2 separate regions of the Mus musculus genome follow, and region 1 is linked to region 2. The links are chromatin loops, found by intact Hi-C in ENCODE. Cell type or tissue: heart. All regions are shown on one strand. Each heading gives the region's core, and the rest is flanking DNA. Links, peaks and the distances in the headings are about the cores only.

Region 1 (5,381 bases), core at 235-5,234, 48 kb before region 2:
AAAAGTTAAGGGGAAGAAAGCCAGAACCCTGGCAGCCGTGAGGGAATGCCTTTAATGTCAGCAGTCAGGAGGGATAGAGTGGCCCAAAGTGGGATGCTCCATCACTTGTCATTCCACAAGACAGTGACAACAGGCAGCTGATGTGATCTGGGTGATGCCCACGGCTGAGATTCTCTCTTCCCAGGGGACTCTACACGTGGGCAAATTGACAATAAACACTAACCAGCACCTGGCTTACAGAGGGGCGTCATGTTTTGCTTTAATATGGGACCAGGGATCCAAACTCAGATGCTGAGGCGGACTGAGTAATCCCCAGCCCCATTTTGAGGCAAAATCCTGCTCTATTTGTGCAGGCTGGCTTTAAACTCATGGTCGTTTTGTCTCAGCGTTAAGTGCTGGGGTTCTAGGTGTGCTTCGGAATGTCTGTTTTGTTCCTCCTGTCTCTCAATCTGTAAAATGAGGATGAATATAGTGCCCACCTTAAAAGACTGTCATTTGGACCAAATGGTCAAATCAAACAAAATAATGTGTTACTGGTTCGGTCATGGGATGGGACCCTCCCCTAATGGGATTCATGCTCTTTTATGTTGTGTGCGTGTTATATGTGTGCAATAAGCATGCATATATGTGTGGTTTTGTGTGTGAGTGCAGACATCACTCTTTCACGGTGCATGAGTAGAAGTCAGAGGCCAATCTTGGGTGTCACTTTTAACCTCCCAGTTCTTTTGGGTCTCTCTTTGCTCTGCTTCATATGCCATGGGGTTAGCTGGCCCATGAGCTTCGGAGAGTCTCCTCTCCGTCTCCCACCTCACCATAGAAGCACGGGATTACAGATCTGTGTGATGGCACCAAGTTCATGTGTGTTCTGAGGATTCACATTCACACTTGCATGGCAAATGCTTTACCCATAGAGCCATCTCCCCAGCCCTGGGGAATCAGTGTTCTTAGCAAAGATGTCCAGGGAGCTCCTGTGACTCCTCCTACCACGTAAGGTTGTATTGCAAAGTGGTCCTCTGTGTGCTGGAAGCAGGTTCTCACCAGAAACTGAAGCCCTGAGCAACCTGGCTTTCAACCTCTCACCGTTCAGAATCACGAGAAATGAGTTTCAGTTACTATGGCACAGATTTTATGGTATTTTGTTGTGATTGCCCAAATAGCTAAGGCAAGTGGACGAATGATTTTTGGAAGTCGTCTGTGGTGTAGCACACATGGTTGAGCACAGAAGCAACCCCAGCCTGCTATTGACTATCTGACCCTGTGTGGGCTTTGGGGTTTCAGACCAGCAATCAAAGGAGACATAACATTGCAATCTTGCTCACATGAAGTTTAATGCACCAGCCACACAAAGAACTTCAGAGGCCCTGGTTCAGAGAAGATGGTGATGTTTCTTATCCTCACCATCCCGTGTGTAGTTAAAATGAAACCATGATTAAGCCATAGATAAGTAAGCGCCAGTCCAACACAGTTCTGATTTCCCCCTCAAATTCTTTTCTCTTTGGTCAAAGTTCGTAGTTAGCAGGCTCTTGTCGGTCGTGGCAGCTGCAGACACTTTGGTCCCTTCCCCCACTGCCCATTCCCATTGGCTGTGTTCCCTTTCTTCTCTCTGTTAGGCGGCATCCCTCTGCTTTTCTATTACACACACACTCCATTACTCTCTCTATTTTCCACCTCCCCAGGGCTCCTACTCCTCATGATCCCCTTTCTAGTTTCTCTCTCTCTCTCTCTCACACACACACACACACACACACACTCTGTCTCTGTCTCACACAGAGACAGACAGGCAGATAGATGATAGTAGATGATAGATGGATAGATAGATTAATATATATATATCTGGTAGATAGTGATAGATATAAATAGATGATAGATAAATGGGTGATAGATGGTAAATAGATAAAAGATGATAGGTAGATGATAGATAGATAGATAGATGGATAGATAGATGATAGATAGTCAGAGAGGTACAAATTGAAGCTCCACATGTAAGCGGCGACATGGAATTTGACTTTCAGAGTCTGACTGAATGCTCTGCTGCCACACCCATCTTCCTGACTTGTCATGCTTTCATTGTTCTTTGGCTGCATAGAGTTCCCCTGTGCTCTTGGACCAGCTCCTTTATCCATTCATGAGTTGGCGGGCAGCTCCGTCTCGCTTCCTGGCTATTGTAAAGAGCTTAGCGTCTTCTCGACTCAAACAAACAGGCAAACACCTCCTAACTTCCTGAGTGCTTTTCAGAGGATGTGAAACTCTTCCTAACTTTCTTTGGGTGCTGCGTTGTTAGGGTCCAGCTCTGCTCCTTCTGTCTCTGGAGAAAGTGGCCCCAAGCTGCCTTCCAGCTGAACTGTTTGCTCTCTCTCAGGTTTTCCAGAACTTTCTCTGCATCTCAGCTTGGAGTCTGACCTCAACCCCAGCCTGTGGGACAGTCAGTAAACATTTGTGACCTCTCTCTTGTGGGGCCACAGGGCCTGTTCTCCCTGCCTACCTGTGGCACTTAAGGTCAAGCTTAGGTCTGCAGAAATGTTACAGGATTCTTATGTGAAGGGCCAGGGCTCTGTTTTCATTATGACTAGTGCAGGAACTGAGGTTGCAGGAACTGAGTAGTATGGCTTGATTTGGGGTCACCTATGCCTACAGCCAGGACTGTGCCACATATACATTATTTTAAAGTAGCAGTTCTCAATCTGTGGGTCATGGCCCCTGGGAGAGGGCGGAGGTCGAATGAACTCTTTCACAGGGGTCAAGTATCAGATATCCTGCATATCAGACATTTACACTATGATTTGTAACAGTAGCAAAGTTTAGTAACAAACATAATTTTATGGTCGGGGGATGCTACAACATGAAGAACTGTATTAAAAGGTCGCAGTGTTAGAGAGATTGACAACCACCGTTTTGGAGAATCCACACTCCTGTTCTCAATTCTCCAAAGGAGGAAACGGATGCTGGTGTTTGTCTTTGAACAGGTCCACCTGACAGTTTCAGCACTTTGTTTAGGGAAAGGAACACAGGCAGCCACTCTCCTGTGCAGAGAGTAGATCACGGGCAACACTGTGTCTCCTTTCAGTGGGCCGTCCTTTCTAGTCTAGCCAGAACAATGGTGCTTGCAACTTGAATCCTTCAACCTGTGATAAGGCAGAGGACATTTAAGGCTAGCAGGTACCATCTCCCCCTGCCTCCTTAGCTTGGAGAAGCATCACCTGATTGGATTTCCTTTTCATTCTGTTTTCAGCCTGACTTCTTGTGAGGAGAAGAATCAAGAGGCGCCGCTCTTGTTTGTGCGCTGATGCAAATGACGCTTGGGGAAACTACAGGCTGCGGAGGAGTGGGTTCCAGGTCTAATCTGAGAGTTATGAACGTATATGTCCAGTTAAGGAACTGAGTTTGCCTGCAAGGGTTTCCATGCTGTCTTCACTGTGATAGGTGGATAAATTCCTTCAAAGGAAGGAAGAGACAATGGCAGACAGATGCACGAGAGTACTGGGAGCCATTCCAGGGCTCACGTTGGAGACTCTCAGGTGTGGGCTTGTCTGTTCATCTGTGTGTTCTTTGTTAGAGCCAGAGAAGCACTGTGTGCACTCTGCGTCTTTCATCTGCTAGGGGACCCAGTATAGGGCAGGATACAGATGGACACGTGAGTGCAGAGATGGAGGGAGGGAGCGGCACAAGGAAATGAGAAGCAGAAGAAAAGATCTGTGGGCCAGAAAGGCATTTGGGAGCATGTAGGGAGACAGACTGAGGATCCACACTGACCCAGCTTCTCTCACTGTGTAACCTTGGGGAATATACCTGTCCAGGCTCCATTTAGAAAACCTTGTACATGCAGGTTAAATGATCTATGGTAGATGGTCTTTATGTGGTTTGTATGGGGTTCAATGAAACATTGTGTCCTAGGTTAGTCATGAAACATTGTATCACAGGCCATTTCATTCCTGTGGACAATCTAGGTTTTTAAAGAAAATAGGTGAATATTGTTTGAGTTTTACAAGGTTTGATGAGTAGTGTGGCATCTAGCTGACTAACATTTGTGATGATACTGTGTTTAAGAATGGCTTGAAATGCCGGGCGGTGGTGGTGCACGCCTTTAATCCCAGCACTTGGGAGGCAGAGGCAGGCGGATTTATGAGTTCGAGGCCAGCCTGGTCTACAAAGTGAGTTCCAGGACAGCCAGGGCTATACAGAAAAACCCTGTCTCAGAAAAAAAAAAAACAAAAACAAAACAAACAAAAAGAATGGCTTGAAATAAGCCAAGTGTAGTGACACACGCCTTTAATTCCAGCACTGGGAGGAGGATCTCTGAAGTCAAGGCCAGCCTCGTCTACATAGTGGGAGTTCCAGGACTGGAAGGACTAGATAGGGAGACTTAGTCTTGTAAACAAACAAACAAAAAGCAAATACAAGCAGACCAATGAATGTCTGGAGAGCAGGAAGTAAGAGGAGTTGGAGTGAGCTCTGTAGAGAGACAATGAGGAAACTGAGTGACTGAGTCACCATGAGGCTCCTGAGGGAAGATAATGAGAAGCTTCCCTTAGAGGCTTGCAGGCTTTTGACTGGCCTGATGTTTATTTACCCAGGTTCTGGCTATGTTTATTTACCCAGGTTCTGGCTCTAAGGAAACCATCTCATCCTAAGCTTTCCAGGAAAGTGAGTAAGCAATAGCACCAAGGCCAAATCTACCCTCCCTATAAGCGGATTCTCTCAGGTATTTTCTCGTAGCGATGTAGCGAACACAAATTACTCTGTGATAAATAATCATTTATGAATCTTTTTATGAGCATTCCTGAGGTGGGCAAGAAGGATATAGGACTTTCCCAATTTTATCGTTTTATATATGACTTAATACTATATAGTTGGGTTTTTCTCCGAAGGTCTGTTTTTATTTTTGAAATTATAATTCTAATTATAATGCTTCCTTTTCCTCTTTCCTCCCTCCAAACCCTCCCATTTATTCCTCTTTGCTTTCTTTCAAATTCATGGTCTCTTTTTCAGGAATTGTTATCACATGCATATATGGATTTATATAAATATGTAAAATATGAAAATATGCTTCATAAAGATAATATCCTTAAAAACATATATTTTAACACTTATAAAATATATATCTATAGATAAATGTAATAACATGTATAAGTATATAAGCTATTATACACATACACAATCACACACACACACACACATATATGTTGCAAGATATTTAATCACACTGTAAAATCCAAGATTGTGTTATTTACTGAAAAACCCTGTTTCTAGTTGTAGTATGGCTCAGCCCTTAGCACACACCTTTAATTCCTCTGGGCAGAACACAGACATTTTCTTACTCCCAAACAATGAAGGTAAAGTTAGTTTGTAAAAGGAAGCACTGATGTTTGAAAATGATGTCTAAT
Region 2 (5,381 bases), core at 322-5,321:
CCACCAACAAACCAGATTCTTAGCTGTTCTCAAAATGGTCTATAAATTTACTGCTTCCTATCCCCCCTTAACACTGTGGGTATGTGTATGTTTGTATGTGTGTGTGTGTGTACATTGTGTAAATATATATTGAGACAGAGTCTCACTTGTAGGCTTGGCTGGTCTGTAACTCTCTATGTAGACCAGATTGGCCCTGAACTCACAGAGATCTGCCTGCTTCTGCCTCTTGAATTCTCGGATTAAGAGCATGCCACACCCAGTGACACTAGATTTTTAAATGAACAAAAAGTATCTTATTTGCAAGTGAGGCAATGGACATTATCTTATAACAGAATCAGTTATGTGAATGTGAATCTGAGAGGAGGCTAAATTTATTTCCTTCTTTTTTTTTTTTTTTCACAAAAGAATCCTCAAAGTAACTGGCAGAGGGGAGAAAAATGAGCTCACTTTTGCTATAAAATTAGAAACACAAACCATTCCAAACACAAGCTGTTCATGCTTAACTAGAGGATACTTCGTATGTTCCATTTTCTGCATGGCTTAGAATTTCCTCACTCCCTGCCCTCCTCTTCCTCCTCCTCCTCCTCCTCCTCTTCCTCCTCTTCCTTTTGTATCTGTCTTATTTTCCTTTGTATGACACCCGATTCTAAGCGTGGATTGCCTCTGGCTCCCATCTAAGCCAAGAAGCTGAAGATCTACCCTCCCACAGTAACCCTGGAACTAAATAGCTGCAGCCTTAATTTGGAGGCCAGTAAAACTTTTATGTATTAAAGTTGTGATTTTATCCTTTCCTTCATAGCTATAGAAAGAAGAGCAAGCTTTAGAAGGCAGAACAGGAGCGCTTTGAGAATCCAGATACTCCCAAAGCTGCCTTTCTGAAAATGATGACCCACACACACCAAGCCTCAGTTACCATGGAGAACTCCTCAGTCACAATCCCTGGAGGTAGGGACCCTGGAATCTCAGGACTAAAAAATCCGAAGGATCTACCTAAGTACAGGCAGATCTTCCTGTAGTGGGCAGCAGTTTATGCAGAGGCCCGGGGCTGGCTAAAGGTTGGAGATATACCTGAGGTTCAGCCTTAAATGGGGTGTCTGTGCCAATCCCTCCCCAGTGAGGCTTACGGATGCCTCAGTAGAGTACGTAGAAGGGAAGGAAGAGCTGGAGGATGGGGAGGAGTGCTCCCAAGGGTTATATTGGCACTTGTGGACACACTGTAGCCATGATTACCTGTATAAGTCCTGTACGAGGTCAAGCCAACAAGACCATTGACCATTAACTGGACTCAGCATGTTATAGAACAAATGAACCCAAACCTAAACTACTTGAAGGTGGTAGGGAGATGTGTGGGGGTTGGGTGGATGTGATCAAATAGATATTCTAAAACCAAAATGGAATGGAATAGAAGCAGGAGATACGTGTTCAGAGGGTGGCCGTAGATAACCGCCAGGGCTCTCTGAAGCCTTCCGATGCTCATATAGAGGGTGATGCCGGGCCCCATGCATTTTCCTGAGGGACATCCTTAAACAGTCCCTGACTCCATAAAAAGTTAAGAGCCAGTAGATAATGTCAAATAAGTGTGGGCTAAAGGGGAAGCCGACATGACTCATTCGTAAACTACAGCAACAGCAACATTTTTAAAACTGTAAGTTAAGCCAAGGTTATCACCCTGCATCTACAAATCTTTAGAAATCGTGTGGGTTGTCAAATTTCTGTAGAAAATTCAGGAATTCTATGTCTTACTAGGCATAGGCACGCTAGCCAGAAAGAAAACATAAACATAAACATATTCTTACAGCCAACCAAGAAAATATCAACTCTCAAAACATCAAAAAACAAAACAAGACAAAAAAAACCCACAAAAACTCCAAAACCAAAAACCAAAAAACCCCAAAACCAAACCAAACCAAACCAAACCAAACCAAACCAAATACCTTTAATAACAACTCTTGGATAAATGAATATAATATGTTAAAAATATTTTAGATGCATTGACAATGATTATAAAAAGTTGGAAGCAACCTTAATATCCACCAATTTTGGAATAAAATATAGTAAGATCAATACTAGATCACCATAAAGCAATTACAAGAAACTATCTAAATTCATACATTAATAATAATGCAAATAAGGCAGCTAATATTTTTATGGTATTAACCAGCGCTTTTCTAAGGGCTTTGCCTACATCAACAGTAAGTGGGAACTCAAAACGATACGGAGTGTGAATATATGATAAGTGTAAAAACATTGTGATGCTACGTGTGTTTTAAGGCACAGACTATACTGTGGCTTACTGAGGCCTGTATGAGGTAGAAGCCTAAAACTGGGATGGCATAATGTTCCCAGCATTCCCTGACAGAGCATTTTCGGGTGACACTGCAGTCTTCTTCAGCATCTTCAAGAGACTTAGCAGAACTTTGAGGATACCCTCACACAAAAAAAAACCATTTGGCAAGACAAGAAAACCCAAATGCAGATACTGCAGACAAAGCCTTGGGGAATGAGACAGGGCAAGCTAGGATTCATGAAGGTGGGAAGGTTTGTGGTACAAGCAAAACTTAAGTCCACAGGACAGAAGGAGTCCCACTGTCTGGAGGACTCAGCTGTAACTTCCTGCGGAAGGATGTCAGTGTGGGAGGGGGAAACCCACAATGGAGAGGGACCCACATATATATAGGAGCAGGCCAAGCTCCACAATGAGATTCCCTGAAGCCACCTGTGGCTTGCTGGTTTCAGCCATCCTTTCCTGAGAGGAAGCGGGAAGACATTGGCCTGCCTGACAGGACATCTGGAAGGCTCATCGGGCTAGGGACATGTGGTAAAGCTCTTCCGTTACAAACTATAACCAGAGAGGAAATGACTAACTGACACTCTTTGACCCTGAGGAGTTGAGAGGAATTATGTGTGGAATGCCAGTTACCAAGGTCTGGGAGCTGCGAGCCACAACAAAGTCTTCTCAGAATTCATGATATCCCAGGGAAAGGGATTTGGGGCTGTCTGGCCCTCAACTTCAGGTTGGAAAACACAAAGTATGAAATTAGTGGTGTGAGTATGGCAAGTGCCTTTTCTTTCAGCCCCCAGTAAAGAACAGGTTTAAGAGAAATAGAATTTGAGCCAGTCCAGGAATTCTTCTTCAAACACGTTTCCAGTTTACAACTCTTCTTGCCTATTCCTCTGACCTCTTGTAGGATGCGATTTTATCACCAAGGATCTCCAGGTTTAGTCAGCTCCTTCTCAGTCCACCCCAACCCACTCCACAAAGACTCCTCATTCTCCATAACGATGATCCCCACCCATTTCTCATTGCTTCCTCTGTCGGAATGACTTCTGTCTGACCCTGCTTCGCCTGGAAAAGTCTCACCATCCTCTTGGACTCCTCTGCAGGGACAGCAGCATAACCATCTACAGCTCCGCACTATATAGGTCTTCCCCAAGGACCCTGGGAACAAACTGATGATGAGCAAACATCAGTTCCTTGTTGATCGATCCGTTCCTTGTTAATCAAGGGGACAGCATCATGGGGACATGGGTTCAGCAGCAGTGTTAGAAAAGACCTGTCCTAATTGTGGGCTTTGGTGGGAAGATCTGAGGAGAAACTGGGCTTTTGGGTCTACATTGGATGGCACCAGGAATCCAGGTGATCCTGTGCTGAGGGTGTTTTAGGGTTACAGTGATCCTGTTTGTTTGTTTGTTTGTTTGTTTGTTTTTGTCTGAACATAGACAAAATAAGTCATGTGATGGTCTCATTTTGATTCACTTTATCAGTGCCCACAAGCAAGCCTGTCTGCCATGGCTGCTCTGTGTGATCGATTGTTTACGCCTGACAGAGGAACAGGATGGCTTGGCTCTGATGATCAGAACAGCCTAGCCGACAATGATACTGAGGGCTAGCTGTGATTATTTCCAGATGTGGAAAGTTGGTTTCTCCTTTCTTTGCATCGAGAAGGCAAAGCAGTCTTCAGATTGTGATATTGCCCGTGTTTTCTCCGACATGTGTGACAGAGCAGCCAGTACAACTCTATATTGATACTCATTCCATTTAAGCCCTGTAGGACAGCCATGCCGTATGTGTGGGACTCACCCCCACTGCCTCCAGGATGGGCCTCAATTTATTTAGAACAATCCAGTGGTGACTCACTCAGGATGGCTTTAGCGATGGATTCCATGGAAACAGGCTGCGGTTTTTCACCCGGGAGGTTTTTAGTAGTGGGATTCTCTGGATGGGAGTAAGGGAGAAGGAAGAGATGAACTTGACAGGTAATTGCAGTAGAGGCCTGACTGGGTTACCCCTGGGAACTGGGAGCCATCAGAGAGTAAAAGTGCCAATGTAGAGAGAGAAGGTCTCAGCCCTGAAAGGAAGACCTGGTTGGCACATGTGCCCCAGAGCCATTTTCTTGTCTTGATGTTACTTCCAACATCTAAAGGACAGGCTCGGAGTTGGTGGGCCCTGTAATGCATTAGGGCTGTCCCCTTTCCATTTGGGGGCAGTCTGTGCTCCTCTCCATCTAACATTGTCCTCTTCTCTCTCTCTCTCTCTCTCTCTCTCTCTCTCTCTCTCTCTCTCTCTCTCTCTCTCTCTCTCTCTCTCTCTGTCTTTCCCTCCCTGACACACCTACTCTCTCAGTAAGATGATATTTATCACGCCCAGGGGCTTTTTCAGATGCCAAGTTTCGTTTTCAGAGCACACTTATAACAAATGTGTTTTCTGCTGCCTTGGAGTTTTGAAGCTCTTGGAGTGGGGAGTGGGGAGCGGGGAGTGGGGAGCGGGGAGTGGGGGTGGGGTGGGGAGCAGGGGTGGGGTGGTGAGGAGCAAGAGTCTCCACATGTTGAGGTGCTATCAACTTTCTGCTCTCAAGGGTTGAGCTTCCCAAACACTTGTTGAAGAACTCTCCGGGCACTTTTGACCCCAGCAGCTTCTGCTGTCTCTTTAAACAAAACCTGGTGGGCAGAAGGACATCCACTGTGGGGACACCAGGTGTAAGGTGGGGATGGATGGTTTGGGGCTGACAGAGGGTATGAGAAATTATTTCCCAGGTCTGGGGCAGAAGAAGAAGGGACTAAGAGAAGTAAGCACACCACGCGAGGAAGGAAAGCTGTCAGTGTTCACTTGGAAGGAGCCACTGCAGCCACTCTGGACCCAGGCTGCTTTCCTGCTGAGGTAGACTTGGGCCAGTTTTCTTTTCTTCTTTGTATTTAGCTCTTCCGTGAAATATCCATAAAAGGGCTCCGAGCTCAATTAGAGCTATGGCTTGAAATATTCATCCCTCTGAAAGCTGACAACACTGGATTGAATTCACAGGACACGACTGTGAATAAATAACCTACAGTCCGTTCCTTTTTGAACTGCAATCTAATTAAATAGGGATTGTGGAGGGTTGGGG

What was found. A loop is a pair of places that touch in the nucleus more often than their neighbours do. Peaks named below come from ENCODE experiments on the same cell type or tissue, not always from the same donor. Only the 100,000 strongest peaks of a DNase experiment are listed, where the experiment ranks them.
Region 1: a loop joins it to region 2, with 2.6 times the contacts of the local background. A loop is called at or near these places in 2 of 42 quality-filtered maps.

The regions. Positions count from the first base shown.
Region 1 is chr10:95,657,538-95,662,918 of GRCm38, forward strand. No RefSeq gene overlaps it. Among named protein-coding and RNA genes, the nearest start is that of Gm33336, 28 kb to the left of the region's middle. In heart, for the core only: no CTCF peak of the experiment used is centred there; a DNase peak (open chromatin) is centred at 2,134; H3K27ac peaks cover 531 bases.
Region 2 is chr10:95,705,450-95,710,830 of GRCm38, forward strand. No RefSeq gene overlaps it. Among named protein-coding and RNA genes, the nearest start is that of Gm47708, 22 kb to the right of the region's middle. In heart, for the core only: no CTCF peak of the experiment used is centred there; a DNase peak (open chromatin) is centred at 2,722; H3K27ac peaks cover 1,383 bases.